Regions from separate parts of the Mus musculus genome. Here region 1 is linked to region 2. The links are chromatin loops, found by intact Hi-C in ENCODE. Cell type or tissue: heart. All regions are shown on one strand.

Evidence for each region. A loop is a pair of places that touch in the nucleus more often than their neighbours do. Peaks named below come from ENCODE experiments on the same cell type or tissue, not always from the same donor. Only the 100,000 strongest peaks of a DNase experiment are listed, where the experiment ranks them.
Region 1: a loop joins it to region 2, with 1.9 times the contacts of the local background. A loop is called at or near these places in 3 of 42 quality-filtered maps.

The regions. Positions count from the first base shown.
Region 1 is chr3:9,571,865-9,575,864 of GRCm38, forward strand. The region is part of intron 1 of Zfp704 (zinc finger protein 704); the gene reads right to left. Among named protein-coding and RNA genes, the nearest start is that of Zfp704, 36 kb to the right of the region's middle. In heart, no CTCF peak of the experiment used is centred here; a DNase peak (open chromatin) is centred at 1,957; H3K27ac peaks cover 636 bases.
Region 2 is chr3:9,499,208-9,503,207 of GRCm38, forward strand. The region is part of intron 2 of Zfp704 (zinc finger protein 704); the gene reads right to left. Among named protein-coding and RNA genes, the nearest start is that of C030034L19Rik, 98 kb to the left of the region's middle. In heart, no CTCF peak of the experiment used is centred here; DNase peaks (open chromatin) are centred at 1,074 and 1,704; H3K27ac peaks cover 1,860 bases.

The sequences.
Region 1 (4,000 bases), 73 kb after region 2:
TTTTTTCTACTAGTTTTCCATGATTAATGTATATGTACTTCTTAAAGGAACAATAAATTACTTCAAATAATGAGCCCACTGGCAGTGTGAGGCCCACTGGCCATTAGCATCCCTTAGTTATCTGGTCCTCCGGCCCCTCCTTCCTGAGTTCCTCCATACACATCACACATATTACCCAGGGTAATTTCTTGCAAGGGAACAAAGCTTCAGTTCTATGAAAATACTGCCAATTACCAATTACCAACTGACAAATAAAACTCAGGCTCTTTACTCCAATGAGCAGCTTCTGTTGTTCTAAAGAAAATAATCAGCACATGTATAATAGAATGCATTTGGAGAAATCGCAACTTTTTAAACAAAACTTCACAGCATCTGTTTAAGTGTTAGATGCCTATAATAATGTCCTCAGGTTGGCACATCAGTCTTCCTTAATTTAAAAAAAAAAAAAAAAACACCTGGATTCTGGAGCAATGATACCCACACGAGTCACCAAGGAGGACGCTGCCAACATTGCCCACGTCCTTGACCCACCCATTCTGAGACACGTTCCCCCGAAATTTATAGAACTGAGAAGGCAAGAAGTGTGTGTCAACACTGCCTTGAAGTGATATTACTCACCCACCCAGTCAGATGGGAGGCGCTGGCTCGAGAGCAAGTGATTTCCAGGAATAATTTGAAGAAAGCTAGTTGCCTTCTGAGGCTTTCTGAATAATAAAATGTATTACAGGAATTCTGATACATGGCATGCAGGATAGGCCACAAGGAAAACACGGCTGAGACCAGGCAATGAAGGCACCTGAGTGGGTCCCCTAGCAAGCCTTTAGGTCCTCATCTTGCTCCAGAACGCCACAAGGACTCTTTCAAACTTCTTACAGAGAGCTCTGCCTATCTCCAATTACAGGTTATACATTTGGATTTATTTCTAAAACTTTCTTTCCTAACACACGCAGTTTATATGTTTGGTATCTAAAGATGATATATCACACACTGTGTGGCAGCCGTTATCAGCCTAAAGATTGAAAAATGTGTCACAAAAGGCTTCCACTAACAATAGGAACAGTGGAGTCTGTTGTTTTAAAAATATTACTGCCTGGCCAGGGAGATGGCTCAGCAGTTAAGAGCACTTAACTGCTCCTGCAGTAGACCCAGGCTTGGAGCCCCATGCCAGCATAGAAGTTAACAACTGTCTTTAACTCCACTTCCTCCTTCTGTTCTTCACAGGCTCCAGACATTCATCATACAACATTCAAGCAAAAACACTCATACACACGAGGGGGGGGGGGGGGAGCGGAGAGGGAGGGGGAGGAAAACACATAAGACTCTAAGACTTATCAGTCTTTTTTTTTAAGATTTATTTATTATATGTAAGTACACTGTAGCTGACTTCAGATGCACCAGAAGAGGAGGGCAGGGTGTCAGATCTCTCATTATCGGTGGTTGTGAGCCACCATGTGGTTGCTGGGATTTGAACTCAGGACCTTCAGAAATGCAGTCAGTGCTTTTAACCGCTAAGCCATCTTCCCAGCTCAAGTTATCAGTCTTGAAAGAATGGATAAAAGCTACTTCTAAAAATAGTTAACAGTCCTCTATTCTCTTACTTTAAATTCTTTTAATTTTATGCTGCATACACAGAAAAATAAGTCAGATTGCAAATCTACCCAGTTCTAATGAATATCTGCAGAAAAACCACTTTAAAACCAACTGCTTCCAAACTAGCTCTTACTTCAAGTAATTGTTTGGCCCTCTGAATTCTGTTGTGTGCTGCACATGGAGACAGCATAACTGACTTATGACAACCAGTCTGGTTTGGTCCAGCGTCCACAGGGTTAGAAATCAAATTGAGGGGTGGGGCCGGAAGCCTGGTCTGGTCTGGAGTCATATACTCCACTCTCTCCTTAATTAGTGTTGCAAGTTCCCAGTTTCCTATCACGTGGGCTCACTTTACTATCCCGACAGTTTACTACCCAGCAAAGCATGACTTGGCTTGCTCTCTCAGAGATTAGTCAGCAACATACTTAGGACGGGAAGCTATCACACCGCTTTCTAGTGCAGAATTCTTGGCTAAGTTTCAGGCCTTCTATTAACATTATGTAAGTGAAAACACACAACTTGGTTTTTTGGGTTTTTTTTTTTTTAAGTTCCTTTTAGAAAAGCCTTGAAGGAAGAAAGGAAGAAAGGAAGAAAGGAAGAAAGGAAGAAAGGAAGAAAGAAAGAAAGAAAGAAAGAAAGAATGAATTAATTCAGTAAAGTCCATTCAAGCTCAGCCACCTTGATCTGTTTCACTTTCCCAGGCAACTGTAAGGACAAAGGAGAAATTGGTCTTAGAGGCCAACCCTGTTTGACTCTAGAATGCACAAATTTGACTTTGCCACATTAAACAGATGTTCTGCTTGCCTTAACGTGCTGTTTAAATGGACCAGCCACAGGCACTCGTGTGGTAGCCTTATGCACTTGGCCTTCAGAACAGGTCTAGAATGTAGTTACCTCCCATCACTGCCGCAGTCAGCACTCAGTCCTGCAGCCAGTGTCCTGCCTGGTTACACATGCTGTCCCCTGTCACCGTTCTCCTTGCTCAGAGCACTCGCTGCTACCACCTCCCTCCCTCCACGCCTATCCCAGTTTCAGTCCTGTGAAACTAACTTATCCAACCTTCCATCTCCCCACCCCCACCGCTGCTGTAGTTAGGAGCTATACGGTCACACAAAGGCCCATACCTAAAAGGCGCTGCGGAGATGGGGTGTCATGAAAGGCCTTCACTGGAGGCAAGCCTCTGATGGTCAAACTGGTCCCTGGGTCTGTTTCCTGCTGCCTCTTGCCCATTCCTGCCTGATATGAAAAGGCTCCTCTGCCATACATGCCACAGTGTTTCAAACAAGAGGATGGACTGATGATATCACCACAGCTGGAAGCAAATCTCCTCCCTCAGCCCGGAAAGCTCGCAGCCTGGAGGCTATGGCAGGAAAACTCGAGTTCTAGGCAAAGCTGGATAACACAGCAAGAGAGCTGTTTTAAAGAAAGGAGCCTGACTCTCTTGAGGCGCTCTGTTACAGTAATGGTAAGTTGGCCAACAGACTGTGCCATCGCCACCAGCCTGACCACAAAGCCACAGAACTGCGTGGACTTGGAACTTACGGCAGGCTGCTTCCTGGTCCTCTGTCCTTACATCTCCCCAGGGGATATCAGCCCTGATGCCTGTTTAAAATTGCAATCCTCCGTTCTCAGTTACATACCCAATTCCGCTCTGTCCTGTGGACTATCGTGGTTTCACAGGTAGCAGCCTGGGGTCTGAGCTGCTGCTGTCAGAACACTAGCTCTGTGCGGAGGACAGTAGGTATACTTAGCTTTAGGGGCGGATGCTATCCTAGAACTAGAAGAATGTCTGAAGCAGGGCCATCGTTGCTACGGGATAAGCACACAGGGTTCCGGGTGACTGCAGTGTCACACAGAAGCCCACCTATAAAAGGCCACAACAGGCAGATTCCGAGTTCATGCAGCTGACAAGTGTAAGGTCCCAGAACTCTTCCATCTCAAAGCAACATCCGAGGCTGCCTAGTGTGAAAGAGTGCGCTCTGTGCATCACATGAGAGTCAGATGGCCACCATCTTCTGTAGCTTCATTTTATGGAGGGCTCATCTTTGGGGCTGCAGCCCTTTTTTAAAATAAGAGCTATATAAAGTACAGGTTTTTGGTTGTTAAACTACAGTATTCTCAACCTTCTTTCCACAAGTCCCAGCAGGTTAGTCCAGAACAAACCTTTAGGGAATTATTAAGGCAGAATTTCAGAACGAGTCACAGTTAAGATAATAAAAACTTCAAAGCCCTGGAGGTAATGATCCCACCGTCCAGTGTGCGATGCTCAGATGCACAAGGACCAGCTGGGTCACAGGTCTGATCCCCGCCTCTTCTGCCCACCTGTCTGGGGTTAACAGTAAATCGGACCCATCCATTCCCCAAATGTGTTCCAACATTTGCAATCAATAAAGTTAATGATAATGAAAGC
Region 2 (4,000 bases):
CATTTCAATGGCTTATCATAAAAGGTGACAGTGTAGATTCATTTCGGTGCTAGAGAATCATCAGAACAGAAAATACTGAGCAGGCAATGGTAGTCCACACCTTCAATCTCGGCACTCGGGGGTGCGGAGGGCAGAGGGCAGAGGCAAAGACAGGAGGATTTCTGTAAGTTTGAGGCCAGCCTGGTATACAAGGGAGCTCTGGGACAGCCAGGGCTAAACAGAGAAACCCTGTCTTGGAAAAGTACAGAAATAAAAATGAAAGCAAAACAAAACAAAAAAACCAAAAACTAGGCACCTATTCCAGTGCAGGGGGGATCATCACAGCCGTGGCTAAGCCTGCTTTTCCTTTGGTAGAACACACTCAAGTATTATGAGAACAATGATATAATGTCTGGAATCTGCTCTTAAAATACTGCACTTAAAAAAGGGAAGCAGATGAAAATCTGCCAGAAGCTGCTGCTGCTGCTGCAGAGGGACGGTAGGTGTGGGAGTTCCCTCTGCGGCTACTCAACATTTCCACGAAATCTAAAACAAAACAGACTTTTTTATGGGGAGGGGGAACTGTTGTTACAGGAGACACTGTCAGGAGAGGAACCAGAAAGCTCTATCAGAAAGGCTGGCTTCTGAATGACCCTGTGTGCCACAGAATGATATGACGCCATCCTAAACATTCAACATTATGTGTAAATAATTTTCTCAGAAATATACAATATGACAGCTTTACACACTCCTTTTAATGCCCTCCCCCACCCGCCCCCAGCAGTTGAGAATATGGGTATTGGATTAATGAGCACTGGTTGCTTCAGGACAGGGTGTGGGCCGGGCACCATGCTCAGTGACAGCCACCCAGTCTTCACTTCCTGCTCAGTCACCTCCAGATCTAGGCTTGGCTGCATTACCCTACTTTATAGATAGAGAAACTAAGGTCTGCAGAGGTGACAGTTTCCATGGTCACATAGAGTACCTGCTCCCATGGTGACCTACACTGCTGACATGTAGGACGACTGGCGCATAAATCAAGGTCACCGCAGTGTACAATGGGAAAAGTGTAGGAAGCTGCTTGGCTGTCACTGCCACAGCCATGGGGCTCAGGGTCAGGTCTGTGCGGGCTCAGTTCCAGCACTGAACTCGGTCACAGATTCAGCCATTATTTAAGTAGAAGAGGGACAGACTGCTCCTAGAGCAAGCAGAGGCAGAGAGAACCAACACCATTGTCCTCTCACTGACGACAGTTCTACAAACTGCTTAGTTCTTTCCTTTATAAGACCATCAATGAGAGGAGTGAGTGGCCCTTTGTCCTGCGAAGGCTCTATACCCCAATATAGGGGAATGCCAGGACCAGGAACCGAGTGGGTGGGTTGGGGAGAAGGGGGAGGGGGGAACGGGATTTTCAGAGGGGAAACTAGGAAAGGGGATAACATTTGAAATGTAAATAAAGAAAATATCTAATTAAAAAAAAAAGCCCATGCAGTTCTATTTTCCTTTTTGAGTGCTTTCTGAAGCCTGGTTATCTTTGGCAGGAGTTCACCTTGGGTCTTAAATAATTCATCCTTCAGTGTCTCTTTGGCACAGCAGGCAGGGGTGGTGTAGGGGAGGGTAGGGGAGGGAGGGTGAGCAAGCCTGTAAGAGGAGCATCACAAGTCAGGAGCTGGCACAGCTGCAGCCCCGAGAGGCCCCGCCTGGATGAGCTCATCCCTTGGCGGCACAGATTAGGATGACATCATGTTTCTGGAGGGCTCTCTAGCCTACTGCAGCTGCGCACAGCGTGCTTGCTTTTCCTGAGCACAGGAAAAATTAGCACCAGTATTTCTAGCTGTTCCTAAGGAAATGGCATTTTATTTCAGTGTGCTGTGGGATGCATAATACATCGCCTGCCTTACTATCAGCTCCCAGCCTATCAGTAAGCAACTCACAAATGCTGTACTTACAGGCTAAAAAGTCCAAGTACAGTGTTCTTCAAAGACTTTTATGCCAAGAGTATAAAACATTACCACACCATAGTATCAAGAACCAGTACTGATCATTATTTACGTACATCTCCTCTGTGTGGGGACAGGGGTCTCTGTGAACCCAATGCCGGCTTCAAACTTTCTATGTGGCAGCAGATGACCTTGAAATCCTCCTGCCTCCACCTCTTTAGTGTTCCCAGTTTCTAGTGTTCTGGGGACGGAAGTCGTCCATGGCGCTCATGTAGCATTTGCTTTAAGCTGGGAGCTGTGCGAAATGCTAAACATCTATTATCTAACTTAATCCTTTGCTTAGGCAAAGAAGGAGAACGGGCCTTTCCATACCTGTCCATACCTTACAGACGGGACACTGTAGCACGGGCCTTTCCATAACTGCCCATACCTTACAGACGGGACACTGTAGCACGGGCCTTTCCATAACTGCCCATACCTTACAGACGGGACACTGTAGCACGGGCCTTTCCATACCTGCCCATACCTTACAGATGGGACACTGTAGCACGGGCCTTTCCATACCTGCCCATACCTTACAGACGGGACACTGTAGCACGGGCCTTTCCATACCTGCCCATACCTTACAGACGGGACACTGTAGCACGGGCCTTTCCATACCTGCCCATACCTTACAGACAGGACACTGTAGCACGGGTCTTTCCATACCTGCCCATACCTTACAGACGGGACACTGTAGCACGGGTCTTTCCATAACTGCCCATACCTTACAGACGGGACACTGTAGCACGGGTCTTTCCATACCTGCCCATACCTTACAGACGGGACACTGTAGCACGGGCCTTTCCATACCTGCCCATACCTTACAGACGGGACACTGTAGCACGGGCCTTTCCATAACTGCCCATACCTTACAGACAGGACACTGTAGCACGGGTCTTTCCATACCTGCCCATACCTTACAGACGGGACACTGTAGCACGGGTCTTTCCATAACTGCCCATACCTTACAGACGGGACACTGTAGCACGGGTCTTTCCATACCTGCCCATACCTTACAGACGGGACACTGTAGCACGGGCCTTTCCATACCTGCCCATACCTTACAGACGGGACACTGTAGCACGGGCCTTTCCATAACTGCCCATACCTTACAGACAGGACACTGTAGCACGGGTCTTTCCATACCTGCCCATACCTTACAGACGGGACACTGTAGCACGGGCCTTTCCATACCTGCCCATACCTTACAGACGGGACACTGTAGCACGGGCCTTTCCATAACTGCCCATACCTTACAGACAGGACACTGTAGCACGGGTCTTTCCATACCTGCCCATACCTTACAGACGGGACACTGTAGCACGGGCCTTTCCATACCTGCCCATACCTTACAGACGGGACACTGTAGCACGGGTCTTTCCATACCTGCCCATATCTTACAGACGGGACACTGTAGCGCGGGCCTTTCCATACCTGCCCATACCTTACAGACGGGACACTAGCACAAAGCCAGTCTCCCTTGCTGACAGCTCACAGCTGTGGACCAGTATATCACAGTCTTCTGTGGGCCACATGGCTCTGTTTATTGACAACCCAAATAACAGGAATGAAGCTAGATATAGTGGCATTTGTCAGTTATTCCAACATTGGAGGAGCTTGAGGCAGGAGCATTGCTTCAAATTGGAGGCCATCTTGGCTATAGAGTAAGAAGATCCTGTCTCACAAATAAAATACAAAAAAGAGCCATCTGATCATGAAAGTGAGAACACTTTGCGCCTGGTGTGTCTCCCCGTGCCAGGGAGAATGGGTGCGTAAGGGTGAGAGCACAGTTCCTAAGGCTGACTATGAGCCAGGGATGCTGTACGCTGCAACCATTTGACAGGATAAATGTAGTTACCAATTACCCTAGCTTACAGACAGAATCAACCAAGCTGAGCATGGTGGTATACAGTTTTAACTCCACTATTGGGAGTCAGAGGCAGGTGGATCTCTTTGAGTTCCATATCAGAACAGAATACATAGTGGGACCTTGTCTTAAAACAAAACAAAAATCAAAGAAGTAACTGCCTAAAAGGCCC